2 separate regions of the Homo sapiens genome follow, and region 1 is linked to region 2. A link is an interaction called in ENCODE POLR2A ChIA-PET data of the cell type or tissue named here. Cell type or tissue: Caco-2. All regions are shown on one strand. Each heading gives the region's core, and the rest is flanking DNA. Links, peaks and the distances in the headings are about the cores only.

What was found. Peaks named below come from ENCODE experiments on the same cell type or tissue, not always from the same donor. Only the 100,000 strongest peaks of a DNase experiment are listed, where the experiment ranks them.
Region 1: POLR2A ChIA-PET joins it to region 2 with 13 read pairs; 4 of 35 experiments call an interaction of 5 or more read pairs at or near these places.

The regions. Positions count from the first base shown.
Region 1 is chr7:156,606,824-156,623,162 of GRCh38, reverse strand. The region is part of intron 1 of RNF32-DT (RNF32 divergent transcript); the gene reads left to right. Among named protein-coding and RNA genes, the nearest start is that of RNF32-DT, 26 kb to the left of the region's middle. RefSeq lists enhancers at 2,323-3,012, 3,013-3,702, 9,823-9,942, 10,053-10,222, 15,067-15,578 and a silencer at 3,342-3,542. In Caco-2, for the core only: no CTCF peak of the experiment used is centred there; a DNase peak (open chromatin) is centred at 8,322; H3K4me3 peaks cover 2,854 bases.
Region 2 is chr7:156,657,757-156,674,095 of GRCh38, reverse strand. It overlaps RNF32 (ring finger protein 32), which reads right to left. Exons shown (of 9, transcript NM_030936.4): 6 at 15,844-15,968; 7 at 15,526-15,634. It overlaps RNF32-AS1 (RNF32 antisense RNA 1), which reads left to right and starts at 14,137. Exons shown (of 3, transcript NR_189275.1): 1 at 14,137-16,220. It also overlaps a transcript of LMBR1 not described here. RefSeq lists an enhancer at 15,755-16,339. In Caco-2, for the core only: no CTCF peak of the experiment used is centred there; DNase peaks (open chromatin) are centred at 5,855, 7,305 and 8,799.

The DNA of each region.
Region 1 (16,339 bases), core at 3,599-11,598, 52 kb after region 2:
TCCAGCTTTGTTCTTTTTGCTCAAGAACCTAGATTGCTTTGGCTATTCAGGGTCATTTATGGTTCTATACAAATTTCAGGATTGTTTTATCTATTTCTGTGAAAAAATGTTATTGGAATTTTGATGGGGAGTGCATTGAATGTGTAGATTGCTTTGGGTGATACAGACATTTTAACAATATTAATTCTGTCAATCCATGAACACAGGATTTTCATTTATTTGTGTCTTCTTAATTTCCCTCATCATTGTATTACAGTTTTCAGTTTAGAAGTCTTTCATCTCTTTGGTTAAATTTATTCCTAAGTATTTTATTTTATTTTATTTTGTAGGTATTACATATTGTAAATGGGATTGTTTTCTTTTTTGGGTAATTTGTTGTTAGTGTATAGAAATGCTCCTGATTTTTGTATATTTATTTCATTTCATGTGTGTTTACTGAATTTGCGTATTAGTTCTAACAGTTTTTTGATGGAATTTTAGGGTTTTCTTTTTCGTTTTTGTTTTGTTTTGTTTTTTGAGACAGAGACTCACTCTGTCGCCCAGGCTGGAGTGCAGTGGTGCGATCTTGGCTCACTGCAATCTCTGCCTTCTGGGTTCAAGCGATTCTCCTGCCTCAGCTTCTCGAGTAGCTGGGATTACAGGCACCGCCACCATGCCCAGCTAATTTTTTGTATTTTTAGTAGATATGGGGTTTCCCCATCTTGCCCAGGCTGGTTTCAAACTCCCAAGCTCAGGCAACCTGCCCGCCTCAGCCTCCCAAATTGCTGGGATTACAGGCATGAGCCACCGTGCCCTGCCAGGATTTTCAATATATAAGATCATGTTGTCTGCAAACAGGGACAATTTAACTTATTTTTTTTAAGCATCCCCACAATTTGGATGCTTTCCATTTCTTTCTCTTGTCTAGTTGCTTTGGTTTGGACTTCCAGTACTATGTTGAATAAAAGTAGTGAGCCTGCCCATGCTTGTTTGGTTTCTGAGGAAAAGCCTTCAATTTTTTTTTACCATGAGTACAGGCATACCTCATCTTGTCGCACTTCACTTTATTGCACTTTGCAGATATTGCATTTTTTTACAAATTGGAGGTTTGTGGCATCGAGCAAATCTACTGGTGCCATTTTTTTCCCACAGCCTGTGCTTGCTTTCTCAGTGTTTTTAGCAATAAAGTATTTTTAAGTTAAGGTATGTACATTTTTTAGACATAATGCTGTTGCATACTTAATATACTATAGTATAAACATAACTCTTGTAGGCACTGGGAAGCAAAAAAATTCATGTGACTCTATTGCAAAATTAGCTTTATTGCAGTGATCTGGAACTGAATACACAATATCTCTAAGGTATGCCTTTATGATGTTAGTTGTGGATTAGTCATCTATGGCTTTTATTGTGTTGAGGTACACTTCTTCTGTACCTAATTTGTCAAGAGTTTTTATCATGAAAGAATATTGAATTTTGTTAAATGCTTTTTCTGCATCTATTGAGATGATCATATGGTTTTTATCCTTCATTCTCTTAATATGGTGAATCACACTTATAGATTTGTGTACGTTGAACCATTCTTGCATCCCTGGGATAAAGACAAATAAAATCAGAAACGAAAGAGGAGACATTACAACAGATACCACAGAAATACAAAGGATCATAAGAGACTACTGTGAAGAATTAAATGCCAACAAATTGGACAACCTAGAAGAAATGGATACGTTACTAGACACGTACAGCCTACTAAGACTGAATCACGAAGAACCAGAACATCTGAATAGATCAATAATGAGAAAGGAGATTTGAATCAGTAATGAAACATCTCTCATCAAAGAAAAGCCCAAGACCTGATGGCTTCACTGCTGAATCTTACCGAACAATTGTAGAACTAATACCCATCCTTCTCAAACCCTTCCTAAAACATTGAAGAAGAGAGAATACTTTCAAACTCATTTCACAAGGCTAGTTTACCCTGATACTAAGTCAGACAAGGACACTACAAGAAAAGAAAATTACAGACCAATATCCCTGATGATCATAGATGCAAAAATCCTCAACAGAATACTAGCAAACCAAATTCAACAGCACATTAAAAGAATTATTCACCATGATCAAGTGGGATTTTCCTACAGATAGAAAGTAAAAAGTAGTGAGTTTAATTTTTAGATAATTTATTTTGTTTCTAAAGGATCTTTCTAAAATATAGAAAAAAATGAAAAGACAGGCATTGATATTCTGATTTTATTATGAAAATTTTCTAATGAAACATTTATAAGAATATTGCTATTCAAATATCCCTTCCCACTTCCCACTGGCAACTGTGCCATCGGTATCTTTGTCAACTTGTTTCTCACCAGTGCAGGGCATCATGGACACTTAAGGATACAAGGTAAAAAGATTGCAAAGAAAAAACTGCAAATTCCATGAAAGGTTCAGGATTTAATGGAATTGACGGAAATGACGTGGCAGGCTCTTAGGTAAAGCTGTTACTGATTAAAGATCTGGCGGAAATAGACCTGATAATTTTAGAAGAGAAAATGACAAGACTGATGGCCAGGAGCTTCAGAAGAGAAAAGACTTGCATACTGAAGGATTAAGGAAGGCTTCAGGAATGCATTGAAGAGCCTCTTGATCATCTGCAACACAATGGAAGTCAAAGTTGAATGAATACCACAATGCAGTTTTTCAGTCTGGCACATATTAACCATGCTTATGCCCTGTGACCCATCCATTTGGCTCCTATGTCTGTTGTAGCTTGTAGTATTGTCAGAGGCGTGTGAACCAGAGCAACTCCATCTTAAACAGGAGCTGGGTAAAACGAGGCTGAAACCTACTGGGCTGCATTCCCAGACAGTTAAGGCATTCTAAGTCACAGGATGAGATAGGAGGTCAGCACAAAATACGGGTCATAAAGACCTTGCTGATAAAACAGGTTGCAGTGAAGGAGCCGGCCAAAACCCACCAAAACCAAAATGGCCACGAGAGTGGCCTCTGGTCGTCCTCACTGCTAGGTTCCCACCAGCGCCATGACAATTTACAAATGCCATGGCAACGTCAGGAAGTTACCCTATATGGTTTAAAAAGGGAGGCATGAATAATCCACCCCTTGTTTAGCATGTCATCAAGAAATAACCATAAAAATGGGCAACTCGCAGCCCTCAGGGCTGCTCTGTCTATGGAGTAGCCATTCTTCATTCCTTTACTTTCTTAATAAACTTGCTTTCACTTTGCACTGTGGACTCACCCTGAATTCTTTCTTGCGCAAGATCCAAGAACCCTCTCTTGGGGTCCAGATCGGGACCACTTTCCTGTAACAGTAATGGCCCCAGTTCTCTACCCGCTTTTGGTTGTGGAGGCAAGGACCAGCCAAAGGAGAACAAACAGGCTGTTTATTTACAGCTTGTGATAACAAGGAATTCAGCTCCACCACCTGCATTCAGCAGGGGCTCAGAGGTGGAGAGCAGGAAAGCTGTAGAGTGAAGAAAGGAAAACTTCTAGGGTGTCCTGATTGGAGGTTGCCAGTGTGGGGGTGGCTCATGCAAAGTGAGCATCGCATGCCAGTGGTTTGGCGAACATATTTGGCTTTCTCTAGTTAGTCCTAATTTGGAAGCAGGGGCAAAATATACAGAAACTGGGTGTCGTGGACCTGGAAGGAAACTGAGGCACAGCTTAAGCCACAAAGAATTTTTCTGAGCCACATTTGAGTGACTGTAGCCCAGGAAATGCTTCCCAGTTACCTTGGGAAGTGCTTCAGAGGACAAGGGAGGATTCCAAGCTTTTAAAGAAAAAAGGATGAATCAGGAGAGGGGGCAATTGCAAAAGTCGTTTTTCAACTCTTACAATGGGTTTGATTGCAGTCAAAGCAGCCCTGGAGCTGAGGGTTGGGTGTAACTGTAAGAAGCGCCCTTGGAGAGGGAGAGGGCCACCACAACAGATGCCTTGGCTCACCCCCGCTCAGCCAGGGGGTTGTAGTCTGGGATTGAACATTCTCCACTTAAGCCGCCAGAGGCTCAAGCCCAAGTGGCCTCCCAGCTCCAGCCTAGGCCCCTTGACTAACATGTCGCAGGCTTCCCTGGTCAGGCTGTTCACCAGGTCCCAGGGTTCCCGGCCAGTCGGTCCAGAGAGCCTGGCCTTCCTTCCCCAGCTGCTGCTGCGGAGGCCGTGGTAAGCGCTATGCTGTCACACTTGGCCTGGCCTCTGGCTCTCATCCGTTTGTGTGCTGTCTCTTGATGCTTCCAGGCTTGTGTTATTAGGGAGTGTTTCAGTAACCCTGTACTCCAACCCTGCTCACCCCCAGACTCTGGTTTCAGATATTCAGCTTCACTGGATTTACGAGTGGGCCTGCAGGCTGGCGGTCCTGGCCGGGCTGAGCAGAAGCTTGTTTTGAGCTTGTTTTGGTCTCACTGATGACTTACCGTATGGACAGGCAATCTGCTGAAGAAGAAACCCAAAGCAGCTAACGTTCAAACGGAGCCGCAGGCTGCTGGCTAACCTGGCCTGGGCCGGGGCAACTCAGCCGTGGTGCCCCAAAGCTCTTCATCCTCCAGCTACCCAGCTCAGCTGTGTTTCTCCATGAGAAAGGACGGGAAGCCTGTGTGCACGCCCGCTGTGGGCCTTGGCCGGCGTGTTTGCTAACATGCCAGCCGTCGAAGCAGGACACATGGCTGAGCCCAGGTCTCCAGGGGGAGGGACCGCACAGCTGCCCGGCAGAGTGCACACAGGGGTCTCCACCGCACTCTACCCAGTGACTTTGTGATTTTCCGGGTGTCGCCACATGATTTGCTTTGTTCAGGAAAGTGAAAATGGTTGGATATCAAGAGAAAACTGCTTCTTGGATGGTTTGACAATTGCCATGTATGAAACACAGCATTACTACTTTTATTTATTTATTTATTTATTTATTTATTTATTTATTTATTTATTTATAAGAGACAGGGTCTTGCTCTGTCCCCCAGGCTGGAGTGCAGTGGCACCATCATAGCTCACTTCAGGCTCAATCTCCTGGCCTCCAGCCATCCTCCCACCTCAGCCTCCTGAGTAGCTGGGACTACAGGCACAAGTCACCATGCCCAGCTAATTTTATTTTATTTTATTTTTTGGTAGAGGCGGAGGTCTCACTATGCTGCTGGAGCTGGTCGTGAACTCTTGGCCTCAAGTGATCCTCCCACCTCAGCCTTCCAAGTCGCTGGGATGACAGGTGTGAACCACTGCATTTGGCCTGTTACTGCTTTTTAAACGAGATCTTAGTCCATGAGTCCAGAATTTATGAATTCATAGATAGAATATTTAAAACGAGGCCACTGGACTGCTTTTCTGCAGTTCACATATCTGTTTTATTTTCACAGTGCAGAGATAATTTGGAAGTAAATGTTTTTGTGGAAATTTTAAGTGTCATGGGTGGCTCTTCCATTCGTATAGTATTTAAGGATTTATTTTCAACATCCACAGGAAAACATTTATTCCTTTAATTAGGACTGGACTCAGTTTCCCAGTTAGGAGCCATTAAGTAGTAACAGTCTTGCTGGTGGGTTCCATTTCCCCCATATTTAAAGCCTGTGTAGTAACTGTCACTCTTTATTACTCTTAAAATGAATCATAAAGGAATGGAGTTTAGACTGTATTTAAGTTCAGCAGGTGTGCGCTTCTAGACTCCCGTGTGCGCTGCGTGCACAGAAACGGGTGCAGCCCAGCCTGGGGGAGACACCACAGCTGTGCCCGTCCTGCCACGACTGCCCTGAGATGCGCCCTTGCCTGGAGACCATCAAATCATCCAAGAAGCAGTTTTCTCTTGATATCCACTAAGACAAATGTTCTGCCCAAAACCTTTACCTCGTGTACACTTTATTAATGGAAAAAGTAGTTTTATGCAAGTAGAAATACTAAAAGAAACAGAAATAAACGGATAATACACGCAAGTATCACTTCCCTCTGTTTCTGAAATTGTTCTGTTTTATTGTAACTCTCTCCGTGGTTTGGTCGTGGCATATTTTAATGAATGCTTTTATTCGCGTCTTTTCCTGCGTCAGTCCCGGCATGGCCAGTGGGGATCCGTGTTTATTCCTTGAACTAGGACTTACTATTCCGCGCCCTTTTATGAAAGCGCTGGGCCAGGAACACAGTTCCAGGTTCACCCGGCTGAGCGCGCTGCCCTTGCGGAGGCCGCGGGTTAGCGGGAGGGGGGCGCAGATGCGGGGTGCGGGGGTGACGCCCGGCTGGGGAGGGGGACACGGAAGCCAAGAAGACTCGCGGGAAAGGCGGGTGGAGAGGGCAGAGACCCGAACCCAGAGCGCTGCGCTGCAGGGAGGGGACGGGCCGCGGGCAGGAGCGGGGCGCGGGGCGCGGGAGGCGGCAGGGACCGGGCTGGAGCCCGGGCGCAGGGGCGCGGGGTCGGGGCGAGGAGGGGCGCGGGGCAGGAGGGCGCGGCGGGGGAGAGCGCGGGGGACGCGAGGTCTGGGGGCGCACGGGGTCGGGGAGAGCGCGGGGCGGAGCTCCTTGGAGAAAGTGGTTCCAGCGGGGAAAGGGGAGTTTTGGACTCTGCGTGTGACGGTGACTTTTCTGCAGGGTTTTTGCCCCCACCCGTCACCGCAGAGGCCTGCAGCTGTAGCGGAGCGGAGCAGGGCGGCCGGGGCCTTCCCTTCTGCCGCCGCCAACGTCCCGGGTGCTGGGCCCCGCGGCCAGCGCCAACGCAGGAAAGACCGGGGCGCCAACGCCGCTTTGCTGGTTCCCTCCTGGGTTCTGTGATGATACATTCAGCCCAGCGTTTTTGCTGACCCTAAACCGGCCCACTCCCAAATTGTGGTTCTGGAGGATCCCGGGTCGCGGGCGCTGACACGTGCGGGTGGAGCCCGCTGAGACTGTGGAGGGGTGACGGCTGGCCACAGTTGAACTTTCAGGTTCTGGCGGGACGTCTGAATCCAAACATATAGGGGTGTGTGTGTGTGTGTGTGTGTGTGTGTATATAAAGTGCATATGTGTGTGTGTGTATATATATAGTGCATGTGTGTGTGTGTGTGTGTGTATATATATATATATAAAGTGCATATATGTATATACTTTTTATAAGTGGAAAACACAGTTCTCCTGGGATCCAAAATATTGTTTTCCTGTTTTCTTAACTGTTTGTCCTCACCACGCGGCCCAGTACCCACCCGGAGTGGGCAGCCGAAGGATGTTGTGGAATTCATAATATCCGGTGGTAGAAGTACATTAAACTACTTTGTAACAGGTGAAATAACAGGAGGGTTTCTCCCGGATTCAGGAAGGGTTCTGAAAGAAAAGGTGAAGGCATCCGTTTTTAAGTGTTAGAGTAACTCATTCATTGGAAGGAACTGTTCCCATACAGTTTGGGTTTTACAAGTAAAAGGACAGGTGCAGAGCTCGGCTCTGTCACTGGGTGCGTATGGTCTTGGGCAACTTATTGCACTTATTTTGAGCTTCAGTCCCTCATTTGGAAAATGAGAGTGATAATATCCGCCTCGGGGGATTGTGGAGGGATTAAATTAGGTAACCTGTGAGACCCTTTGCCAGGGCCTAGTGGGCAGCAGTGCTCAGGAAACGCAGTGTCCTTTGTTCTTTGGCCCAGACTATGGCCGATGAGACGTACCACCTGGGTCTAATGAGTGATTATGTGGCAACTTTATTCAATGCCATTCCTTATTAATGGGCACCTTGTGGCAAAAGTTAACATGGGAAAGAAATAGGCTGTTGTAGAATTGTTAAATAATATTGAAACCTTCTTTTGATACAGTCTGGTTGGGTACAGATATACCACAGAAAAATTGTTTTTAAACTAAGAAAATAGAGACAAATGAACATTTTTTATTTGAATATAGACCATTCCATTTAAGTTTTGCAGAGTTTAAATTTAGCAAGTTGAAACCACAGGTTTTTGAACAATGGCAATTTCAGAACTTCTGGTATGTGAGTTTTGTGTCTTTTCCTCATTATTTAAAGCTCCTCATTCTTTGAGAGTGTAGTAAAGTTCTATCATTTCAGACATCAGAATTAGCATTGAAAACATGGGATTCTTTATCTGGATTGATGAAAGTAATTTATTGTTTGCTGTGTCAAACACAGCATGCTATTTGTCACATTGTGGTTTGTGTATCTTTCTAGAAGCTTTCAACTTTGATCTGAGGCAAAGTACACTCAGTAGCACAGATGACAGAGCTAAAAAAAAAAAAAAGCCAGTGATGTGCATTGTCACTCAGAGACTCTAAATCAACAAGCATGGAGACGCGGAGTAAAAAGCCACCTGACTTTAAAGAGGCTTGTACGTTCTTGTGAGAGAGCAGACCTCTGCCTTTCTCGGGGGAGACAAAGGTGTAGAGCGATTTATGAGTTAAAGATCGGGTTCACTGTGTGCAACCCAAAGGCACCTCCTCAAGGCCAGAGCCTGGTCCTGGCCTGCAGCCTTAGGTAAACACTCGCATTTAAAAGACCGCGCAGAGCCGGGACTCCGTGCACATAAAGGCGGCTTTCTTCAACTGTCATCAGAGTGGATTTTAGAACGTGCTTTTAATACTTACAAGGTTGATGTTTGCCTTTTAAAAAATGCTATTTGAGATCGTTTCTTATTTAACTTTCACCTTGGCGTGCCTTTTACCTGATTCGTGGCAGCGTTAAGGAAACTCACCTTGTTGTGAGATCAGACAAAGATTTAGAGCAGTGTCGCACAGTGTGACCTTTTAGAAGTCAAGGCTCCACCAAATCCTTGTTTAAACACCGTAAAAACTGGATGAAAAGCAACAACATATAATCTTAATCTGAACATTTGGTCTCAGATTCTTTTTATTGCGCTTGGGTTGATTATTCTGTGAGATAAATTAATCGTGTCCCAGGATAGCTGTGTACTTCCATTTCCTTTCTGATTTTTAACAGACAATGGCCCAGATCAATAAAACGGCAAAATAAAGAGGTTTGGAATGAGGAACATTGTTGCATACCTAAGTCTGTACTCTTCTAGAGAATGATTCTCAAAAGAAATTCAGCTATGCTGTTAAATCTGCATTTGCAGAGTTAATTATTAGTAGGAATTTTAAACTTGTATATTAAAATGATCATTAATAGCTGCAGAATAATGCATGGTCCAGATGCAACAATTTATTCAAGCATTCCTTTAGTTATTGGCATTCTCTGTTTTGTGTTTTGTAGTAAGAATATTCCTGTCCATTTATATTTATGTACCTGGTGTATTTTAATTCAAGTATATTGAGCTAAAAAACACATACCCCTTTAAAATTTTACAATTCTATGAATTTTAGCAAGTGCAGACTGTCTTGTAACCACCATGGAAATCACAATGAAAAACATACCCATCATCACGAGTTTCCTGGTGCCCATGTGCAGCCAGCACCTCCCATCACGCCCAGGTGGGACTGGCTAGTTGTAGGAAAACAAGCTCAGGGTTCCCACGGATTCTACCTTACAGTGAGTGGTATGATTATTCCATTATATATTACAATGTAATAATAATGGAAATAAAGTGCACAAATGTGATGTGCTCAAATCAACCCAAAACCATCCCCATCCTAGGTCCATGGAAAAATTGTATTCCACGAAACTGGTCTCTGGTGCCAGAAAGACTGGGATCTGTTCTAAGCCTTCTCCGATGAAGTTGCCCTTTGGTAAGCTTTCCCGCGTAACACAAATTTATCCATACTCCGTGTCCACCGAAGAAGTCTATCCACATAGTTCCTGCAGAGACTGCCCTGTTATCAGTTTTCCAGCTGTATTCCTTCCAAGTCCTGGGCCATCCATTCATACTGATGGCTCCTGCTGTCTTGGGCCATATTCTCTTTGGGGCAAAATGAACAGCCAGGTGCTTTTCTGGGAGTTCTGCCCACTGCAAATACTTCCCTCAACACTGTCCTTCAGAGCCGTCTCTCCATTTCTGGGCAGATGTAGCATGTATTGTGCACAATCATCTGTAAATGAGGCCTGAACCTTTGATTTCTCAGTCAGCGGGTGGAGGGTGCTCGTCACCGGGCTGCAGGCCTGCTTGAGAGAGGATGTGACTGGCAGAGTGGCGCCACGGGGATCTGAGCCACGCGCCCATGTGGCTTGTGCTTTAGAATCATCTTGGGTGGAGCCAATATTCACCACTTCAACTCAAGGACAGAAAGCTGCTGTGGCTTTGTGGTCGGAAAACACCCAGCTCATGGTGAAGCGTAAGAGAGGAGGAGAAATGGGGCAAACTCTCTCTGCCTCCCTGCAAAAAAGAAATCTGAAGTTTTAAAGAATATCTCCAAATCAGATATAGGAGGATTCTATTGATAAATTAAAATGAACAGACACTCTCTCAAGTAAGCAATAAGCTGTGTTTCTTGTCGTATAGATCTTACCTCAGGAATTTTAAAGCTTATCTATTGCTTGCATCCAAGGTTCTCTTTACCTTTACCAGGTAAAGGTGTCTTTGTTTGTGCTGCTACAATAGCATACCTGAGACTGGGTACTTTACAAAGAATGGAAATTAATTTGCCCACAGTTCTGGAGGCTGGAAGTCCAAGGTCAAGGTGCTGGCATCTGGTGTGGGCCTTCTTGCTGTGTTCTCAGTGATTCTGATGCAGCTAAAGCTGGAGGACCACTGGCAGAAGGCAAGAGAGAGCCGGCTCCCTCCAGCAAGCCCCTTTACAAGGGCATTTAGTCTCATGGCCTAATCGCCTCTTAAAGACCCACTTCTTAATACCATCCCATTGGCAACACCTGGATTTTGGAAGGAGCATGTTCAAACCACAGCATGGTTTTCTATGTGATTTTGGTTGTATACAGCATGGCTGTATCATGCTAGGCAGAAATATGACCTTGTTATTGTCTTTATTTGGAGATTAAATCGGGTTTAAGGAGATGTGTATGGGTACCAAAGTGACAAGGGGGGAAGCTTGGGATGGTGGATTTTGGATGTCAAGGTGACAGGGTATTAAGGGATGCCCAAATAGCTGGCAAAGCACCATTTATTCTTATGCTTCAGTGGGCATTGGGCATGGCCCTCTTCTACTGTAAGGGAAATCCAGTTGGCCTGGTGTTTGATTAGAATGATTGTGCTGCCCCAGGAGTGTCTGTGAGGGAGTTTCCGGAGGAGTTTGGTGTGTCAGTCAGTGGACTGAGTGGGGAAGAACTGCCCTCAATGTGGATGGCATCCTCCAATTGGCTGGGGGGTCCTGGATGGAGCACAAATGCAGAGGAAGGGTGGATTCTGGCCCCTTCTCCCAGAGCCAGGATGCCCTTTGTCTCCTGCCATTGGACACTGGAACTCCAGGCTTTATGGCATTTGGACTCAGGGACTCACACCAGCCCCCTGTGCATGACCCTCTCTGGTACTGGGGCCTTCTGCCTCACACTGAGAGTTATAGCACCGGCTTCCCTGGTTCTGAGGCCTTCGGATGTGGTCTAAGCCGCGCTGCCAGCTTCCTGGGGTCTCCAGCATGCAGACGGCCTGCTGTGGGCCTCCCCAGCTTCCATAATCAAGTGAGCCAATTTCCTGATGAATCCCTTTCCTCCAGCTCCTATGAACCACGTCGGTTCTGTCTTGAGAAGCCTGGCTGAAACGCTAGGCGTTGCAACACTAAAGATGGTCTCTATTTCCTTCTTTAAATCACACACACAAAGTTCAGTGACAGGCTGTGTGTAAAAGGCCAGATTCCACAGGCATTCCCACACAACAGGCTTTAGTGACTCCTAGGGCATTCGCTCAGCAAAAGTTAACACTGGGCACTTACTCTGTCCCATTCCCTGTGCTGGGCAGTGGGGGACAGCAGCAGGCAGGAAACTGAGGTCCCTGCTCTGTGGAGCTTATAATTTAGTGTAAGGCGGGGCTAAGACTCACCCCAAGAAATCAGTGAGCAGACCACAGTGCACAGGCCCCACTCCAGGCCATTAGATAGCTCAGCTGACTCGGGAGGAACAGCATCTCCAGGGGGCTTTCTGACTCTGTCTTGGTCAACAGTTAATCCATGACTGAGGCAGAGCATTAAAGAATGTCCAGTACGTCTGGGAATGACACAAAGCTCGGAGAAACAGCAAATGCCTCATCTATCACTCATGATTGAATAGAGAAGTTGCCGGGAACTGATGTTTAACCTTGGGCTGTACATTGGAATCACCTGGGAGCTTGAAAAGCGTCCCAGTGCAGTCCGATGCTTTGGGGAGCAGGCCCTGGCTGGTGCTTCTCAGCAGTGTCTTCATCTTCCGTCTCCACTGGGCTCTGGCCACGCTTTCTCCACGGCAGTCCTCAGACTTCGTTCTCACAGCAGCAGCAGCAACTGGGAACTTGTTAGACATTCAGATTCTCGGGCCCCACTCCAGACTCACTGAATCAGAAACTCTGGGAAGGAGAGCCAGAAATCCATGCTTTAATGAACTCAGGTGACTCTGATGCAGCTAAAAGCTGGAGAGCCACGTTCCAGGAATACCCTTTCCCCAGGTAGTTCTCATCTTGCAAGACTTGGCTCACACGCGCTCCCTTGCAAGACATCCCAGCACCTGTAACTCCCTGTCCACACAGGCAAGTCGTCCTAACACGTCAGATAGGAAATCGTGATGGTGGCTTTGTGCCTGTGTCTCTGCTAGACCTTGAATTTCCTAAGGGAAGGGATTTTTTTTCCTATTCATCTCTTCATACTCTGGAGCCAAAAGTAGTACCTGAAACCTATTGGGAACTTCAAAGTAGTCTTTCTCTTCTTAGCCAGCGACAAAAGAAGAAAGTTCTGGCTGCCGTGCTGGGCCTCTGACCAGCTGCCCGTTCTTGCTCCAGGGCCTCCTGCCCTCTGGCTCCTGCTTGCTGCCGGCTCCTCCACTTTTCTTCCTGAATTCGGAAACAGAAGTGGGGCTAAGTAGCTCCCCAGCAAGGCGCACACCAGGTGCTCGGGAGGCACAGATGCAGCTCCTGACTCAATCTCTAAGCACGGGGCCCGTTCAAGTTCAGCACCCCAGCTTCTAATGCAGCGAAGATTTAAGGAGGAATCTCAAGACGTAGCTGTGGAGTCTTAGGGCAAGGGAATAAATACTATTTATGTGTTTTTGTCTTTAATTTGTCTTCTGTAATCCATATGCCTCAAATCGGGATTAGGTTAGAATCTAGTTTTTGATGTTCTAAGTATAAGAATACTGAAAAATCGAGTCAGGTTTACTTTTCCTCCCATGCACTGGATGGATGCTGAGCTAGAACTTTCTCTTGGTGTGTGCTAGGACTCATCTCCACAACAGTTCACTTTATTTAACCCTATTGCTCCTATTAAAATGGTCGGTTTTACAAGGCAAACCTAATATTGGAAAGGATACTAGAAAGGCACACATATTTACTGAGCATTTACTACTCACCAGGCATTATTTTAGGTAATTTTGCATAAATCGTCATATTTAATCCTCATTCTACCTTTTAAAATGGGAAGCACGTTCTGTGTTAAGAAAAAAAAAGCCAAACAGCCCAGAGTTAGAGAGTCTAAGAGACTTGTTCAGAGAGGTAATAAGTGGTAGTGGTGGAATTGGTAAATATTTATTCAGAACTCACAGATAGTTTTGTGTTTAGCACTTGTTCCATACGCTAAGCTTGTAGGAAGTCCATGAAATAAAACTTATTTTAAATGTTCAATTCTGGTTTATTGTCACCGATAAGTCAGTCTGAAGCAATTTGAAATTGTTTCTGATTTTAAGGAATGACAATGATGTGACATGTGTTAAGTCCAACTTTGACATTTTGTGGGAAGAAATCCTAAAATTCTAAACACTAGATTTATGCCAAGAGTAATTACTTCCTAGTGTTCTGTTTATTTAGGAATTAACCAAAAACAGAATTTTCCAGATATACTATTTTCTTTAGTAGGAAAAGAATCACCAGCTAAAACCATTCTCAGAGCCATCTGACCCTGCTAAGATCATGTCATAAATGTTGGGCTTCACTGTAAGCACTTTGGTCCAGAGTTCAGTTTCAAACAATGGGCTGTGCAGAACTGGGCGTTCTGAAATTCTTGACAGCTTTCCTGTTTGCTCACTGGGGAGGGTAGATAAAGACTCGCTTAGGTGCCTCTTATCTCTAGAATTCTGTAGATGTTGTTGGGGGGCTGGGAGCCTGGGAGAGCTCCCCTGGCATGGACCAGGGCTTTTCCTACCTTCCAGTGTGCCTTAGTTGTAAGATATTAAAGAGGAAAAAACCCCAATAAGCAAGGACGTAGTGAGTGCTCGCCCTCCTGTAATACAGATAGGAGGAAAATATGTAACAGAATAAAAATCCCCTTGGGAACAATTAAGATGACTTGGCTCATCGCCCTTCCTTTGTAGAAGAGTAAATTGAGAAGAAAGTAAGTAAATTGGACAAGGTTGTAGATTATGATCAGCACGAAGTCGACTCATCTTCTGATCTAATAATGATTCCACAACACCTTCAAGGGGCATATTGTTTAAATTAAGAAGACTCGTGGCTGGGTGCGGTGGCTCACGCCTGTAATCCCAGCACTTTTGGAGGCCGAGGCGGGCGGATCACCTGAGGTCAGGAGTTCGGGACCAGCTTGGCTAACATGGTGAAACCCCCTCTCTACTAAAAATACAAAAATTAGCTGTGCGTGGTGGCGGGCACCTGTAATCCCAGCTACTAGGGAGGCTGAGGCAGGAGAATCGCTTGAACCGGAGAGTCGGAGGTTGCAGTGAGACGAGATCGCGCCATTGTACTCCAGCCTGGGTAACAAAGTGAGACTCCATCTCAAAAAAAAAAAAAAAAAGACTCACTTAACATCGACAAAACGAGGAATAACTAAGCATCTGTCCATTTGACAGGAAGTCAGAGGGGCGGATGGGTCCCAGGCAGGGGCTTGAGAAAGAGTCTCCTCGGGTGGACGTGTGGGCAGGAATGTCACCGTGTGTTCAGGGCCAGGAAGGAGCCTGGCTGGACGCTGCGGCCGCAGTGGGAGGAACGGCCTGGAGGGGAAGCGGGTGGGGGCGCCGCGGAGCCCACCGGGCTGCAGGGGCTGGGCCTGGTGTCCTCCTATCCTCAGAAGATCGCACGCAGGTTTAGGAGGCATCCGCTTTCTACCCCTCGGTCTCTATATTTCCACAATGATTTGTAAATACTTCTTTTGCCAGTGAACAGACCTTTCCGTTCCGGTTTTCTTTTCATTTTTAAACACATCTGCCTTTCCAGCAAGTCTGGGGCCTCTTGAGGCTGGAGCCCGTCTCCCGTCTGCAGCCCGGTGCGCGGGGGGTCGGGGCTCGCGTGGCCTCGCAGGGGGAGCGCGGGGTGCCCCTGTTGTTGGAGGGTGGGCCGAGGGTGGTCGTGGGGGAGCAAGCCAAGTAAAGGGGGAGGCGCCCGGCCGGATGCACGTCGGCGGAGCGGCGCTTGAGCTCGGATGCCCCGGGCCGCCGCCTCCTCTGCCTGGCTCCCGCTGTCCCGGGCCGCCCCACGCGCGTCCGCGGAGCCTCCCTCCTCGCCGCCGTCCCCAGTCGCCCCGCGCGAGGTTTTTCCAGGTCCCCCGCCTGGGCCGAGCCGCAGTTCCTGGGTCCCCCACCCCCAGCTTCTCCTCCGTGGCAGGTGCGGGGCGGACTTTTCTCCGCAAGGTGGTCCCGGGACTCCGCGCTGGGAGCTGAGTGGGTGGGGGCCACGCGTCCTCTCCCTGCCCGCCTCGTTCGGGGGCGGATCTGGGGGCCTCGGAGGTCACGGCCCAGATTGCCTTTTCGTGGGGTGAGACGGGAGACCCCGGGGCTGGGACAGGAGAGGCGCGGCCTCCCGGAGATTTCGCTGCGGGACTTCGCTCGGGCGCGGGTGGGCGCGGGGAGAAGCGGCCGCGAGGCCTCAGAGGCGCTGGGAAGGTGGAACCCACGGGACCTGCGGATGCCGCACCTGGGGCTGAGCGGACAGGAGGCTTCGAGGGGAGCCCTGGAAGGTGGGCCTGGAGCCAAGCTGCAGGGTACCGTGGGCTGGGTGATGAGGTGACAGGTGAGGGGAGTGGGGCAGTGCCCAGGTGTTGGGGGCTGGGCGGTCCCCTGCTGAGGGGGGGGGCTGGACGGTGCCAAGGTTAGTGGGGGGAGGTGCACAGATGTAGGGGGCCAGGGCGGTGCCCAGGTGAGGGGGGCTTGGATGGTGCCCAGGTGTGGGGTGCCGGGTGGTCCCTTGCTGAGGGGTGCCAGGGCAGTGCCCAGATGAAGGGGGGTGGGGTGGTGGCCAGGTGATGGGGGGTGGGGTGATGCCCAGGTGTGGGGTCAGGTGGTCCCCTGGTGAAGGGGACAGGACAGTGCCCAGGTGCCAGCAGTGGAGTGGTGCCCAGGTGTGGGAGGCCGGGTGGTCCCCTGGTGGGGGGGGCAGGGCGGTGCCCAGGTGCCAGCAATGGAGTGGTGCGCAGGTGTGGGAGGTAGGGTGGTGCCCAGGCGG
Region 2 (16,339 bases), core at 2,396-10,395:
GTTACATCTGCTTCATGGAATCCGGCTTGAAGCACAAAGAAGGATGAAATGAACAAGTCCCGTGGAGATCTCACACATTTAGATATGTGATGGGGAAAATGCATTTTGGATGGTCCATGACTGTCCAGGTTTCAAATATTCTAGTCTACTGGAGTCCTCACGTTCACTTTTTCTTTTTTTTTTTTTTTTATTAATGTGGAGCAACCTGGCAGAACGTAGTGTGTATTTAAATCACCAGACTTCTGAAGGTGCCTTTGAGGACATGGAGTTCTCTTCCAATTCTCTCCCTTCTGCAAAAAGATCGTGAGACAGCGCAGGGTCGAGTGCTGTGGAGACTATGAGCTGCCTTTCTCCCTGGGATGTTAGAAGAATGAGTATTGGCTTTAAGGATGAGAGGTCCTTTTGAGTAAAGAACATTCTGTGAACACAGCAGGCAGTCCACAAGGGTTGGGGTTTGAATGAAGGGGGTGGCTGAGGATCTTCCAGGCACCTGTGTTTTGGGATTAGCCGTACTTGGAAGCCTGGTGGAAGCTGCTTTTCTATTTATGAGTCAAATTCTCTTTCACTCTGAATGTAATTATAATTGCCAAGCAGCTGTATCTTAATTTAGGGTCTTGAATCGGTAACGTTTCCTAAGGCTTTAATTTTAATTTTCTTTATTCCTTGGCCTTTCAAATATCTAATAATATCTAAATAAATTATTGAAAGTAGAAGAGTTCTCTATACATTGTAAAAGGAAAAATTACTTGGAAATATACACAGTTACCTCCAATTGATGCTTTGTAATTCAGGTTTTCTGTAAATTGTTTTTAAGTGTGAGATACTTTCCACATATGCCTGAAAAGCAAGATCTTTTCTTCCTTCAAAATTATACCTCAGAAAAAGGGTCACATTCTAGTCCAGACCTTGCAAAGTGTTTCAACTTGTGAGGTATGTTCTGAGATTAGTTTTGGACATAAAAGTACTATTTGGAATGACTGATCAATTGAATGAAATGATCGATATGATCTGGGTGTTTATTCTCAAGGTGGGGCCCAGACCCCGCAGCCTCAGCTCCTGGGAATCTGTGAGAAAAGCAGAGCTTTTCAGGCTTTGCCCCGGGCCTGCCGAGGCCACAGTCCGCGGGGTGAGCCCTGCGATATGCTTTACAGCCCTCCAGGTGATTCTGAGGCCCATTCAGGTTTAAGAACCACGGTCATAGAAGTTACCGATCACATTTTTAAATATGCAAAGTTATTTAACACAGCATTAGTTATCATTCCTGGAGGTGTCACCTCCCAACTCCAAGCATGGGTATCGCTGTGCGTGCGCTTTCAGAAGCCACTTGAGAGAGGAACAGAGTAAGTGTGCGGGCCACATATAAATATGTATGTACATCTATATGCATTTATGTTACAGTGTCACCTGTGTGTGCATATATTCTATCATACGTGAGTGTATCGCTCTCTCTACAGGATGCCTGGAGCAATCCCAGCTGTCCTGATGTTACATAAATGAGTTACTTAGCTCAAGATAAACTTCCAAAGACAGCATCATTAGGACTTTTTAAAGTACATTTTCCTTCAAACACTTTAGATGGAAATAGAGCTCATATGCTCTGAACAACTGTGTTGGGTGACTCCTAAGTGGCCCTATTGATGACAAAGACCCTGAGGTCCAATACTGATGTCACCTATTGCCTCCTTCTGCCTCAGTCACTGTGGCATACAGGTCCTATCTCCTTTATTAGTCCTGGGGCCAGGACTGTTCTTAACGCTGGTAATAGCATCCAGGGTTTTTAAAGGGTTTTGCACCTGTCGTCGTCACACCCTGCCTTTAAACCCTCTCAAGAGCTCAGTACACGCACCGACCATAGTAGGCACTTGTTGAAAGAAACAGACTTGTCAGTTTTGCATATATACCAAATAAATCTCAGGGAGGGTGGCCCTTAACACTTAGTGCTCCAGTCTTAATGGTAACTGGTGTAATATAGCAAGAAAGCAAATAAATGCTTAGGATATTTTAATATACATAAGAATCACAAACTAATTCCACACTCAGGTGTTTGATTCCACAGAAGAAAACCTAGCATGGCAGACGCAAATATTCCTTTCCACAAGTTTTGATGAAATATTCCATTCCACAAGTTTTGATATGTACTTTTGCTATTCAACTGAAATTTCTTCTCATTTCCATTATAATTTTGTCTTCGATTAATACGTTATTTAGAACCGTTTATTTTCAAACGTGAGATAGTTCTATTTTTTTAAAAAAAATTTATTTCTAGCCTCAGCTGCACCGTGGTCAGGGAACATACTCTACACGACTTAAGTTTCTTCAAGTACGTGGACATAAAGATGGTGACATGAGATACTAGGACGACTGGGGAGGGACACGGGCTGAAAAACTAACTGTTGGGGACTGTGCTCATGAGCTGGGCGACAGGACCGCCTGTACCGCAAACATCGGCGTCCTGCAGTACACCCAGTGACAAACCTGCACAGGCACCCCCGAATCTAGAAGCTGAACTTATAAAACATAAATGTCTCGACCTATGATGACATCTGCATCATGGACAAGCGTATGGTCAGTTTTTATAATGATATATTTGTACTTTGAAAGAAAATATGTGCTGCCGTTGCTCGGTGTGGTGTTCTACACCATTATCTCTAATGATGCCTTTGCTTTAGAATCTCTTTCGTCAGGTATCAGCACATCAGCCTTCTTCTGTAAAGAGCTTATGTGTATATTATAGTACATATAATATGTTACCACACTCACACACACACTGTTCGCGTTTTCAGGCATCTCTTCTGAGTAACACATACATAATCTGATTGGTGCTGGAGCACTCAGTCCGCTTTGTGTTGTTACTGACAGACAAACGGTGCACCCATCCTGCTCTGTCTTCCATCTGCCCTGCCATTGGTTTCTTAATTTTTGCTCTTTTCAATTAAAGTTTTCTATTCATTCTCTTTACTGTTTTGAAGGTTAAAACTCTGTTTCTATTCTTTTAGCTATTGCCCTAGAAGTGCATACTTACATTATTAAGGTCTAAATTGGAATTTTTATCCCTCGAACCAATACAAGGATCTGAGCATACTTAATTTTCCTCTCCTGCTTTATGTTATTTTTGTCATAAGCTCTCTCTCTCTTTTAACCTGAGACATGAGTTTTCTTGTTCGGTGGAATCAATGTCTATTAGATTTACTCACATTTTTACCACTGACATCTCAGATTTCCCGTCTGGGGCCATTTTCCTTCCTCATGCAAGGCATCCTTTAGAATTTCCTTTAACGAAGACGTTCTAGTGGCACACTTTTTGTCTGGCTTTTCTTTTGCCTCTCGTCTTGAATGTAACTTTCATTTGGTTCACATGGGAGTCTAGACTGGCGGTTAGGTCTCTCCCGACACACGGAGATGCCATCTCACCTTCTGCCGCTCCCACTGGGAAATCTGCAGGTCCCAGGGTTTGCCATCGTCTGTCCTCGTTCCTGGCCACTTCCAAGATGACTCCGTGCTTTGTGTTCTGCAGGCTCACTAGACACTTAAAACAAAATCATATTGGGCTTCCTTGGGCTTCTTAAATCTGTGGCTTGTATCTTCTTCAGATCTGGAAAATTCTTAGCCTTTGTTGCTTCAAGCTGTTGCCTCTGTCCCACGTGTTCTCTTTTCTCTTCAAATTCTGACAGTGACATCCTGCGCCACATCCTCTCTTAGGCAAGTCACTTCCCTGGACCCGCTTTCCAGGGGATGCAAAACGCAGGGCCCCCCTTGCAGACCTGACTCCTCAGTGAGCTGAAGGCAGGGCCTGACTAGAATGTGTGTGTATCAAGAGCCAAAGTCAAAACAGTAGAGCCAGCCGTGCTTAGCATCCAGCTCCTCTGCAAAGAAGGAAATGTGTGTGCCCTAGTGGGTGGGAAATACGAATTGTGTGCTTTTGGTGATTCCACGTATGACTTAAATGCTCTAATATTTGCACTTAAAACTGACATTCTGGTGTAAAGATGCACTGTGAAAGTCATAAAATTTATAATTTAATTTTTTCTTAGAATAACATTAAATAAACAGCAAATAAAAAAAACTACATGACCACTGGAGAGAGAGGCCACAGAAGTACATACAGCTTTATACTTTTAGTACTTGGATGGCACTTTCCCATGTTTTCTTTCTTTTAAACAGGGATCTGTGTTTCATTTTCATGGCACTAGGCCATGACCGCCCGCCCTCCTGTCACCTGGAACAGAGTCCCCAAGCCCTGCGTGCTGCAGGCCCAACTGCACGTCTCATCTGGTTATTTTGAGCCTCCCCTCCATGGGCACGCCCTGCAGAGGCTCCCAGGAAGCGCCTGTGCTGGAGGGGCCCAGCCATGGCCCCTTCTCCCTGGGAGTCCCAGCCCTGCCCTCTTCACCCTCTTTGGTCTGGGTCCCAGCTGCTGACCTCGCATCCCCGGGGCTCTGAGGGCAGTTTCCAGTGTTCACGTGGCTGTGGGTCGCCCTCTTGAAAATGACCTATCTGCTCAGCGCCCAGCTCAGGGCCTCACAGGGGTCTGGGTCCTGGAAGGGTCACCTGTGCCCAGCGGCTCACACTCTGCCAGCCTGCCCCTCCCACATGCTAAGCCGTGCTGCCCTCTGCCTGGACAGAGGTTCCAGGGAACGGCACGGTTCCTCCATTTGGGTTCAGGGTGCATCTCCTCAGACATTTCCACCTTATTTCAAACATCTCACCCCTCACTTCACTCTCTCTCCCCTTCCTCTCTTTGCATTTTTCTTCCTGGCACTTATTCTTGAAAATTGTAACAAAATATTTTATTATTTGTCTCTCCCCAGCTCCCTGCAGGAAGCGTGCCCTGCAGCAGGCGCGAACCACCCGAGCGGCCTCCACATGCACCTAGACAGGCACGCCGGCTGGGTGCTCACACCTGGGCCCTTGCACCTGTGTCTGCCCAGAGGGGCTGGTCAGCACACCCTTTACAATGAAGGCTCACAAAGTACACAACTCCAAGTGCCAGTCCATGAAAGCAGTTCGCATAGACTTTTCATGCAGTTGAGTCTAATTTATATTTTACTATCCACTTACCCTATGTAACCAAATATCATTTTTACACTTATTAACAATTCATACTTTTTTCTTCCTTAAGAGGAATTAAAGCATTTCCTCAATGAGAAAAACAATTCCCTTTATATGTAATGGTGGTTAAAGACTATTAATATGCATTTTAATCAATCTAAAGTAAATAATTTTAACTTAAATTTACCACTTACAGGATCCGCATGGTGAATGACAAGTTTCTAAAGGGGCTGGGGTGAAAAGAGTTGGGGAATTGCTCAGCTGCCATAGAACAGGCACTGTGCTAGCCTGATGGTCTGGATGACAAACACTGGTTCCTTTAACAGAGAGCTCCCGTGTAGCAAGAAAAGCCCCGCTGACGATGGAAAGCGTGCTGCTGTGGCACTGGACTCCGGGAGACACGGAGTGAGGGAGGGATCGCCAGGCTTCTTGGGAAGTCAGCCTACAAGGCGCTCTGGGCAGATGCAGCCAGTGGGACGGGGACCTGGGAAGGAAGGAGTGAGGACACAGAGGCAGAGGGAAGCAGGGTGGCAAGACCCACAGGTGCAAGTCACTGGAGCCCGGCTCCACCCGCCTCCCCTCAACAGCCTCTGTCCTCTGGGAACACTCTCCCAGGTCACTCCCCATGGGCCACCCTCCTTCCTTCTTGTTCCTTCCTTTCCTGTGTGAATCTTATGGTCTGGCCAAACTTGTTGACTCAGTTCAGTGAATCACTGTTAGATTTTTCTGTTTCCTTGACTGCACATGAATGACTGGTGGGATCCATGTGTCCCAGGTACCTGGGCTGGAGGTGACCTCTCTTCTCTGAGCTCTCACAGGGCGCTGCTGCTCCTTTCATTCCACACACGTCAGCTGCCCAGTGTTAACTTTTTCCTGTGTGCACTGCTTATCTCCTTGAATGAGTGCCTTAGATTCAGGGAAGCACCAATTCATCTTTGTAAGGCCCTTAGCATTCAAGAAATTTTGACTTTAGGTTTGCAACAGATGAGAAATGAGAGCAAATATATGCCTCAAATGTACATATTCCAAAGGAGTGCAGTAGAAATCCTTTTTGGGGGAACTAAGAAAAAACACTGCCTACCTAAAATGATTTTCAAGTTACTTTCAGCGTCAAAATTCAGTAAAACGTCAACTTTAGCTTATAATCATAACATTGACATTAGCTTATTAATAAATATACTGAAAGTCCTTCCATAGACATTTATGACAAATTTAAACAGTGAACTGGGATGAATATTCTTACAGCTTTGAGTATTCAGAAGTTAGCAAGGGTGGTACTTTTAGAAGTCAAATCAACATTTATTAACTATTGTAGTTAATTCAAAGTACTATCCTATGGGCAGCTACTATTAGATATTTTTAATTGTCAGATTCTTCCGTGTGCAGCTTTCTTTATTCCTTTATTTACTCCCTCGCTTTTTATGTGGGTTAGATGACCTTAGTAACTGAAAGGGCAAGAACTGTCAAAAACAAATGACAACTGACTTCTAGTTTTTAAACAAGTGGTTGATATTATGAATTTTACAGAAACAGACAAAATACCTAAACATTTTCAATTTTACAAAGAATGAATGTCTTAGTGTAATTTTTCCTTTTAAGCCTCACATATCAGATACTTGATAAACTAAATAAGAGTTTGAGTTATTGATATGTAAAACAATTACTGGTCATTTACAAGTAACAAGCTGGCTAAACATTTAAAAAAAATATACTAACAAAAGCACCCAGGTGAACTCTGTCTACTCAGGAGGGCTTTTTAAGTGATCCATCTTGATGTCAGCAAATTGCTTACTAATGTGTTGACTTATGGCCGCCCTCAAAAGCAAAATGAAAAGCCTGGAATTTACAGCATATCAATGAATCAGTTGATAAGCTTTTACTGGTTTAATATCCTTCCAGTCCTGCTGCTTGGAGCCACTTCAAGTTAGCAACAGAATGTTTGCCATCTCTATGTGATAAAGGAAGTCAAAGGACTAAGCAAACTTTAAGACCATTATGCTGTTTGGTGAGATGTAAATGAAAAAAGTCAGAGAAATCTTGTGCTGGAGGGTGTGGGAGCCAGCAGCCCCTAAAGCCGCCCCAGCATCTGACAAATCACTCACCCCACTTTCTAAACAATGTCTGGGACTTTTAGCTGGGGCGGAGATAATATAATGCACTTGAGAAGTTTTAATTGCAGCAATAAAAGACCCTACCTCAATCATATGACATATGCTAGCAGAGTTTCTAGATAAGGATCAAAGGCAGTCAGGCCTAGCCGCTGCATTCTGGGCAACACTGTGGACTTTCTGTACACACCGGTGCTAGGTATTAGTAGAACAGCTTGAGTGACCTTTCCAGGCCTCTTTGATCTGCGTTCCTCAAAACCTGAATGAATAAGTGTTCGAGGACTACTGTATCATCCCGAGACAACTCAAACACCCTCTCTGACACAGGCATTTCTGAGTGAATTTTTATTCTCTGACACTTACCTAAGGGTACAAAACTCAACATCTGACCTTTTCAATTCTTACCACAAGACTTCAATATAGCTGAAAGGATCTACATTGTAGCACGACATCACTGCTGTGGTTGGGTTTTGTTAGGAATGTGTCAGTGACATCTTAGAGCAACACAACTTTGTGAAAAGAAACCTGCAGTGTATGCAAGCATTCCTCTTCACAGAAAGAGGGTCCCTTTTCACTCGTCAACACACCCAAAAGGTGCATGAAAACTAAAGAAAAGACTTCACTAACTCTCCCTGTAGTAGAGGAGTAAAAATGTAGGAACAAAGTTCGACAAGCAAAATAGATTAATTTATAAAAACAGAATGGCTTGGGCTAATCTCATCCTGAGTATTAAAAACGTATCCCTCTTGGTGAGATCCTAAAACATATGAGGGAAACAAACACTTCCTAATCAGCTATGTCTAAAAATATCAAACTATTATCCCTCCTTGCCCTCCTTTCTATTGATTAGACTTCTCTTTCCCCAAAGGCAACTTATCTTTGATCGAAACCAATGGTTCCCAAGTATAGCAAACAAGTTTTCACCTATCTGCCAGCCAAGAAAGAAAGAATAAATTCAGTGGAGTGAAATATGTGTAAGGCCAAATGTCTGCAGTGTGAAAGGAATATCCTTTAGTGTGCGGTCAGGTACTTTTTTCTTTTCTGGTGTTAAAATGGTCTTTCTTTTACACAATGATTCTGATGGTACGTGGTGTTTTGTTTTTTCCTCTAACTTGGTAAGGTAAGTTTAAAAAGTTGGCACTGACTTTGTTGAAGCCCCAGATTTCTCTCATAGTTCAGCAGAGTCTAGAAGACTGAAAAGCACTGGAGTGCAGAATCGAGATGGCTGGTGGGTGGGAGTGGAGAATCAGCCACTGACAGAGAGTCAGGGGAGCTGACGCTGACGTACCTTTAACTTTGGAGTGCGTCATGTGATTGATTTCTCCTAGTAATTTGTGATTTCAGTTTTTTTAGGTTAAAAATAAAATGAATTTGCAACAGTTTAACGTTCACCAACAGTGAGAATGGAGATGCCACTTAGAAATGTAGCTGCTGGTTTCACATGTTATTCCCAGACTTAAAAACTGTTGTTCCCCAGATCATTAAGAATTTGCCATATTCAATCTTATTAATTGCCACACATTTTGCTTTGTAAGATTTCCAGTTTCTAAAATTCAAACCTCAGAGTTGCATACACATAGAAGTATGGAAGGGGTGATGAGGTGAACGCATGTGAACAGACTCAGGGGTGGCTTCCCATACTACGCAGAAAAACCTGGCATGCCTGGAATTTCACTACATTACAAAGCTAGTCTCTCACTCAGAGGGGCCTTGATAAAGTCATTGTTCATTCTGGCTTTGGAATTTATTTTTAATGGCCGTATTACTAGGAAACCTATAGACACCGATGAATCTGAAGCTGGTCCTTATTTAGTACACATTTTTAGTTCTGAAGAACTTTTGGAAATATAAAGGACAAATGTAAGGAGAAAATGAAGCCTGAGTTGAGAACCTGAGACCCACAGTTATGTTTTTATTTTAAATATCTTAATCTGATTTCTAGAAGCTTAACAAGCCTCATTTTACTTATAATCTTACGTTAAAATTTTTATAGGTACTTAAAGGAAAGCAGTTCAATTTTCTCTTTTTTACTGAAACATATGTTTGTTTCTTGGTGAAAACAATACAATTCTGTTTCTATCATTGGAAAAATGACATTTTCACATGTTATGCCCAGATTAAACTAGATAAACTTGTTAATAGTATACTATTATGCTAGATGAAAAGAGTCTTTTCTAAAGGCATCTGAGGATGATGATGACTTTCTTTACTAAGATAGGGTCCGTGTATTATTTGTCTCACATTTATTATTAAGCTCTTCCAGTTTTGAGCTGTAAAATATTCTACTCATTGATTACATCTTTAAAAAAGAACAATAAAATAGATGCAACCCCTAAACATTAATATATAATATATACAAGGAAATTCTCCACTTGTACCAAACATGTAAATCAAGATGATCATTTTGCCTTGTCAACCAGGACAAATTACCACCTAGTGTGCTCTTGCAGTGTTTTTCTTTTTCTTTCTTTTTTTTTTGGATGGAGTTTGACTCTTGTCGCCCAGGCTGGAGTGCAATGGCACGATCTTGGCTCACTGCAACCTCTGCCTCCCGGGTGCAAGCTATTCTCCTGCCTCAGCCTCCTGAGTAGCTGGGATTACAGGCGTGCGCCACCACGCCCGGCTAATATTGTATTTTTAGTAGAGAAGGGGTTTCTCCATGTTGGTCAGGCTGGTCTCGAACTCCCGACCTCACGTGATGCCCCCGCCTCAGCCTCCCAAAGTGCTGGGATTACAGGCGTGAGCCACCGCGCCCGGCCCTTGCAATGTTTTTCTATAGCCTTCAGAACGTTGTAAAAGCCACGGTGGCAATCACGCAATGTGCCGTGTGCACTGGAGCAGAATCTGAGATCCAGGCTCTCTCCCCGCTCTGAGCTGCACACGTTCTGCTAGGATTGTGGTGTTTTGTCTGTTCCCTCGTTATCTCCCCTGACTAACAAAGCACAGGCAGAGAGCAGGCACCCAGGAAGCTATTTGACTCCATTAATTTCATGTATCCATTAAAATGTATTTGAGAGTGTAATCCGTGTGGAATGTTCTTGGCAGTAACGCATAAAGCAGTGTTCTTTAACCCCCTTCAGATGAATGAACTCAATTTCCCAATTGATTTTTCTCAAATAATTTTTTTCTCCACTGGTCTGAAATACCTTCTTTAGTACACTAAAATTTCCTGTATGCTGAGATGTGTGACTTTCTACTGTTTCATTGTTTGTCTATTATTCCCCAAGAATCTTAGTTGCCAAATTTATATATTTTGATATCTAACAAGGCTGTTCTATCTCATCAATCTGTCTTTTAAAAAAATTATTAGCTCTTCATACCTCTTTAGATAAACTTTAGAGTTAACCTGTAAAGTCCTAAATGCACAGCCAATCCTACTCCTTTGGGAGTTAGAAACTACATTAAATTTATATAAAGTAAGTGGACATTTTTACTCATTCCAGTGTAAAATGTCTGTCATTTTATTCAAGCCTTTTATTCCATCAGAAAAAATTTTTTCTTATCAGTGTGGTACATTCCTTGTTTGGCTTATTTTAATATAAATATAATGTAAAATTGTAATATACATGTGTGGATTTATATAATATGCATAACATATACACATATGTGCACACACATATATTTTGTTTTCATGTGTTATTGGCAAGGATTGGCTCAAGTGTGATGACAGTAAGTAACCTAGTTTTCTTTATGGTTTTTTACTCTCTAAAACAATGTGTTTTTAGTATTTGACACATAGTTTTTAATGTGACAAGGAAATTTCATTCTAGTTCTAGTGTCTTTCATTATTAAGAATGGCTGTTAAGGCCGGGTGCAGTGGCTCACGCCTGTAATCCCAGCACTTTGGGAGGCCGAGGCTGGTGGATCACGAGATCAGGAGATCGAGACCATCCTGGCTAACATGGTGAAACCTCATCTCTACAATTAGCCGGGCATGGTGGTGGGCGCCTGTAGTCCCAGCTACTTGGGAGGCTGAGGCAGGAGAATGGCCTGAACCTGGGAGGCGGAGGTTGCAGTGTGCCGAGATCGCGCCACTGCACTCCAGCCTGGGTGACAGAGCGAGACTGTGCCTCAAAAAAAAAAAAAAAAAAGAATGGCTGTTAAATTTTATTTAATATCTTTTCAGTAAAAACGGAGATGCTCATATAATTTTTTTCAGTCATTTCATACTTTAAATTTCTTTCCACGTTTGCTATTTTTACAGGAAGTAATTTCAATTATATTTTCACTTCTATTGCATAAAGTTGTATACAACAATTTTGTAATTTTAAAATGATTTCTATTTATATGGGTACACCTCCCTTTCTGTGTATCTACAGAAAACCAACGTCCCAGGTCAAGCAGTCAGGCAGAGACAGAGAGAAAGCACACGCAAGAGAGTGAGACTGTGCCTGTGTACACACGCAATTCACTTTACTGAGTCCACTGATTCAAATGCTCAGCTCATCTGGAAATACCCACAGGCACACCCAGCAATAATGTTTAACCAGATAACCTGAGCATCCCTTAGCCCAGTCAAGTTGACACATAAATTAACCATCACACCTGGGTAATGTGAAATTCAATAACCTAGTTCAGTAACCTTTTGGATTCCATTAAATATGCAGGGCATTCTAAAATTGTAGATTAACATTTCTCAGAGGATTCCCATCGCTCACAGAATGAGTTTATTAAGTTGGAAAGGTAGAAAAAAAGCATCAAATGGTGAGGTCATTTGGTAAATGATTAAGAAGTGGTCTTTATTATAAAGGACAGCTGTTGAGTTCTACCCATACAGGCATACAAGCACATAGGGCATGGACCCATATAGGCACCTACTACCTACTGCTAATACACTATTTTACAGTAAGTTCAATCTTCATTTATTTAACATGAGATCTGAGTTTACAGATTTCAAGTGTTTATGGCCAAATGAGTTAAGTGAGCAAGAGTTACATGATAGGATCCCTATTCATGTAACAAATTATGAGTATAACCTCACTATGATCTGAGTGTGTGTGCGTATATGTATACATCTGTTCCTCCCCACCCCCACACTTGAAACTTGAATGAGGTAAGATTACAGTTCAGCAGATAACACGGTCACTTGTATTATGTTTAAGGTGGCAGTTATTGATAATGCAGACTGCTGATATCTACAACCCATCAGTGACCCATAACATTAATGTAGTAGGCCCAGCACTTTGGAAACGAAGTGGAATAAAAATGAACACAGTGTGGTGCCTGCAGTGAAAGCAGATTTTGCTTTGCGAAAGTTACGTTTCTGTTAACTGTATACATGTGGTGGGTCATTGCTGTAAGCTAAAAATAAAATCCTGGCCAGGCCATGGTGGCTCTCACCTGTAATCCCAGCACTTTGGGAGGCCAAGGCAGGCAGATCACCTGAAGCTGGGAGTTCAGGACCTGCCTGGCCAACATGGGGAATCCCTGTGTCTACTAAAAAATACAAAAATTAGCTGGGCATGATGGCGGGTGCCTGTAATCCCAGCTACTCAAGAGGTTGAGATAGGAGAATTGCTTGAACTCGGGAAACGATGGTTGCAGTGAGCCAAGATCGTGCCACTGCACTCCAGCCTGGGCAGCTGAGCGAGACTCCGTCTCAAAAAAAAAAAAAAATCCTAAGGCCCCCAGCAACAGAACGAACCCCCTCTTGGCCAAGGGGGCCCTAGGAAAACCTTAACAATGGAATTTCTGGCCACGATGGGAAGAAAGGTGAGATGCCCCTTATGCCCACTCCTTGCTGGAGTTTAAGCTGAAGTGACCAGTATTCCTTTAAAAGTGATAAGGCTGACGGCAGTCTGAGGCAGTAAGAAACCAAAGTACAAACAAGACCTAAGGCCATGCCCGGCAAGGGACAGTCATGCCGCAGGCCATCAGTCTTGCTGCGCAGCATCCTCAACTTAGAGATTCCCTTCTGCTGACTCCAGTATTTAGATAGAGCCCTACTCCTTTAACCAACTGCAAATAAAGAATCTCTGAATCCACCTACAATCTGTAAACCCCCACTTCAAGATATCACGCCTTTCTGGCCAAACCAATGTATAACTTCCATGTACTGACTGATGTCTTTGCCTGTAACTCCTGCCTCCCTAAAATGTATGAAACCAAACCGTAATCCAACCGCCCGGGGTGCACTTTCTCAGGACTCCTTGAGAGTGGGTTTCCTGGCCTGCAGTCACTCGTATCAGTCAGAGTCAACTTCTTTAAAATACTTTACAGAGTTTGGTTTTTCTGTCAACATTGCTTAGAAGATATTTCTTATTGTGGTTGAGGAAAAGTCTGAAAGCCACTGCCCTAGCCTATGGCTCTTGCCTATAATCCCAGCTAACTGGGAGGCTGAGGTGGGAGGTTCGCTTCAGCCCAGGAATTTGAGGCCAGCCTGGGCAATATAACGAAACCCTGTCTCTAAATAAAAATAAAAAACAACTTATACAGTTTGTTCTCAACTACCACCCCTGCAAAAAATAAAAAATCAGTTTTACTTATCAGTTTCTTCACAGATATTCAGCTTAAGTGAATTTGCTATTGAAATCATCTGAGATCATCTTAAAAGCCCCAAAGGAAAAACCACATTTGTAATATACAAGCTAGAATAGCATTCATACTTCTGTTCTTCTTGATCTCTTAGATGGTGTTGTTTAAACATACAATAGAGGTTTAGAGAAGACCAAAGAAATTGGAAGAAAGCTTCAGCTAGGCTTTGAAAAACTGGCACATTTTAAGCAAGGCAGAGGGAACCAGTAGGAACGGGCAGGACATGCGGGGGCGGGCAAGAGTGTGCTCAGAAAAGCAGACACGGGGATCAGAGCGGGGCGTTCCGAGCGATGAGGGCTCAGGACGAGGAGGCAGCAGTTGGGATGAACCAAGGATAAAACAAAAAACAGTATTTGTGGGGAGGTGGGATGGCCACAGGGCAGCGGACCCAACGTCCAGTGGGACAGAGCTATGAATCTGCCTTGTAAAGTTCCATCTCTCTGTGGGAGACACTGAATTAGAAACTGAGGAACTTGTTTGATCAGGTCTCCCTGCCCCGACTGCTCTTGGTCACTTGCTTTTTGTTATTTTTCGTTTCCTTTTTCCATGAAGCTGAAGGCTGCAGCATTTGAACACCTGAGCACTGAACGCTGAAACTTAACCTTCACTGGCTACTTTACAAGATAACACAAGGCACATTGTAATGGTTGCTTCACTTGTTTCCAGCAACCTGGGCCAGTTCTCGTCCAGTTCAATGGGCTGAGACCACCAACACTTTCAGTGGGCCTTTATCTTCAAGAGTTCTTATAAAATGATGTGTGCACATGAAAAATATTTATATATATAAGGTAAAATGACTATCAAATCTGTAATTAAAATTGTATAAGAGGTGACAAAAAATCACTTCTGATTTAAGAGACAACCTACTATGACATATTAGAAATTACTAAGAGTAGCCCAGAGAACACAACTGACTGTCAACGACTGAAGATAAAAAACTGGAAAGAATGTAAAGGAAGGATGACGCAATCGTGCATGGCGGTCCTTTACCAAATTGAGAATGAACACCCGAGACGAATGATCTCTGAAGATCAGAGACACTGCTCTCAGGAACAGAACACACAGTAACTCATCTCCATATTCTAGGAAAGGAGTTAATAGTGATAATAAATACAGAATTTCCAGCACCTACTGTGTGCTGGGCCATTATAAATGCTACAGCTCTTCTCAGGCCAACACTGCCAGGAAGAAGTGATGGCTTTCATATGACAGCCTCGGAGCTGCTGCTGTTTGCCTGAAGCCACAGGCTGATGGGGTAGGACTGTCCTTTTCATATGGGGACAAGGAATGGGAAATTGTTAAATAAGTCCCCCAAAAGTAAAACTAAAGCATAAATAGTGGTTAAGAGGAAGGGTAGACATGGAAGTTAGCTCTAAAGCTCATTGTGATGACCCCACGAGGTACTCAATACAATGGTAGCATGTGGGGGCTTTATTTTTATAGGCAGCTTCTATTTTCATTACTATGAGATGTGCAGCAGATGTCTTCATTTACATATAGCCCAGGAGATGGGAAAAATTAAGCTGGTTTCCAGTCTTGTGTCTGAAGAGATAAGTTTATTTAAACAATTAGCACAAAATGGCCAAACAGAAGTTGCTTTGATTTAACCTAATTTTATGATTTAACTAGAAAAGAAAGTCTAGAAGTATTTGAACATCTAGGTTGGAAAGCCAACTAAAGTTAAACAGGATTTTTAGCAGCATCTCACCCATTTTTAAAAAGCCCTCAAAGTGAAGTAAGTCTCAAAGTTTTACCACCTCTGTTAGCCTTCCTGACCCCAAGTGAACCACCCGCACGGAGACCATATCTGGAGAACATAATGATCTTTACCTACCTTTTTTTCAAAGAATTTTTTTCTTAACTTGGCATCTGTGGGAGGTACTGTTTTCCTCAGGTTTCTGTACCACTTTCTAACAACACATCCTCTCCAGTAGGCTTGGATTCTAAAACACAGATATTTGAAAATGACTAATTTATGATGACTCTATGTCAACCAATACTTCAGTAGTTGTTATAAGCCCTGTGCTGTACAAGGCCCTGGGGAAATTATGGTGGCCAAGAAGAGAGATAAAATCCCACTATTCAAAAAACAAGTTAGTTGTCATAGCCTGATCTGTGTCTGCTTAGCGCCAAACGGGCCTGGCGTCCTCACCTGGTCACACACTTGATTCTGAACAGGCGGGCCCCATCGTGTATCACTCGGGTTTGATACTGGTTCTTTCTACAGAGAGGACAGGTTTTCTTATTTGTGAACTTTTCAAAAGCCTGAAGACATGCCTGAAGAAAAACATTTCACTTAAAATTTTACAAGTAATTACTTATAAACAACGTTTTTACTTCCAATGTTAGTGTTCTAATTATAGTGTTCTTTTCTCCCATAACTATGAGACTTAGCCCAATTTAGGTTATAAAGTGAGGAGGCTTCATCAGGTGCTACCACCTTCCTCACAAAACCTGTTCCAAAAATGATTTCTTACAAGAATATACATGCAGAGACATCAAAAACTTCTGAAATCCACTAGCACAAAGGTGAGTCACGCGTGTGTATGGGGCCACATGCAGATCGATCATGTGAATTTAGCTGTCACTTTGACATGCATTACTGACAACAATCTGTTACATAAACATTTGTGGTTCTTTTGTCACAA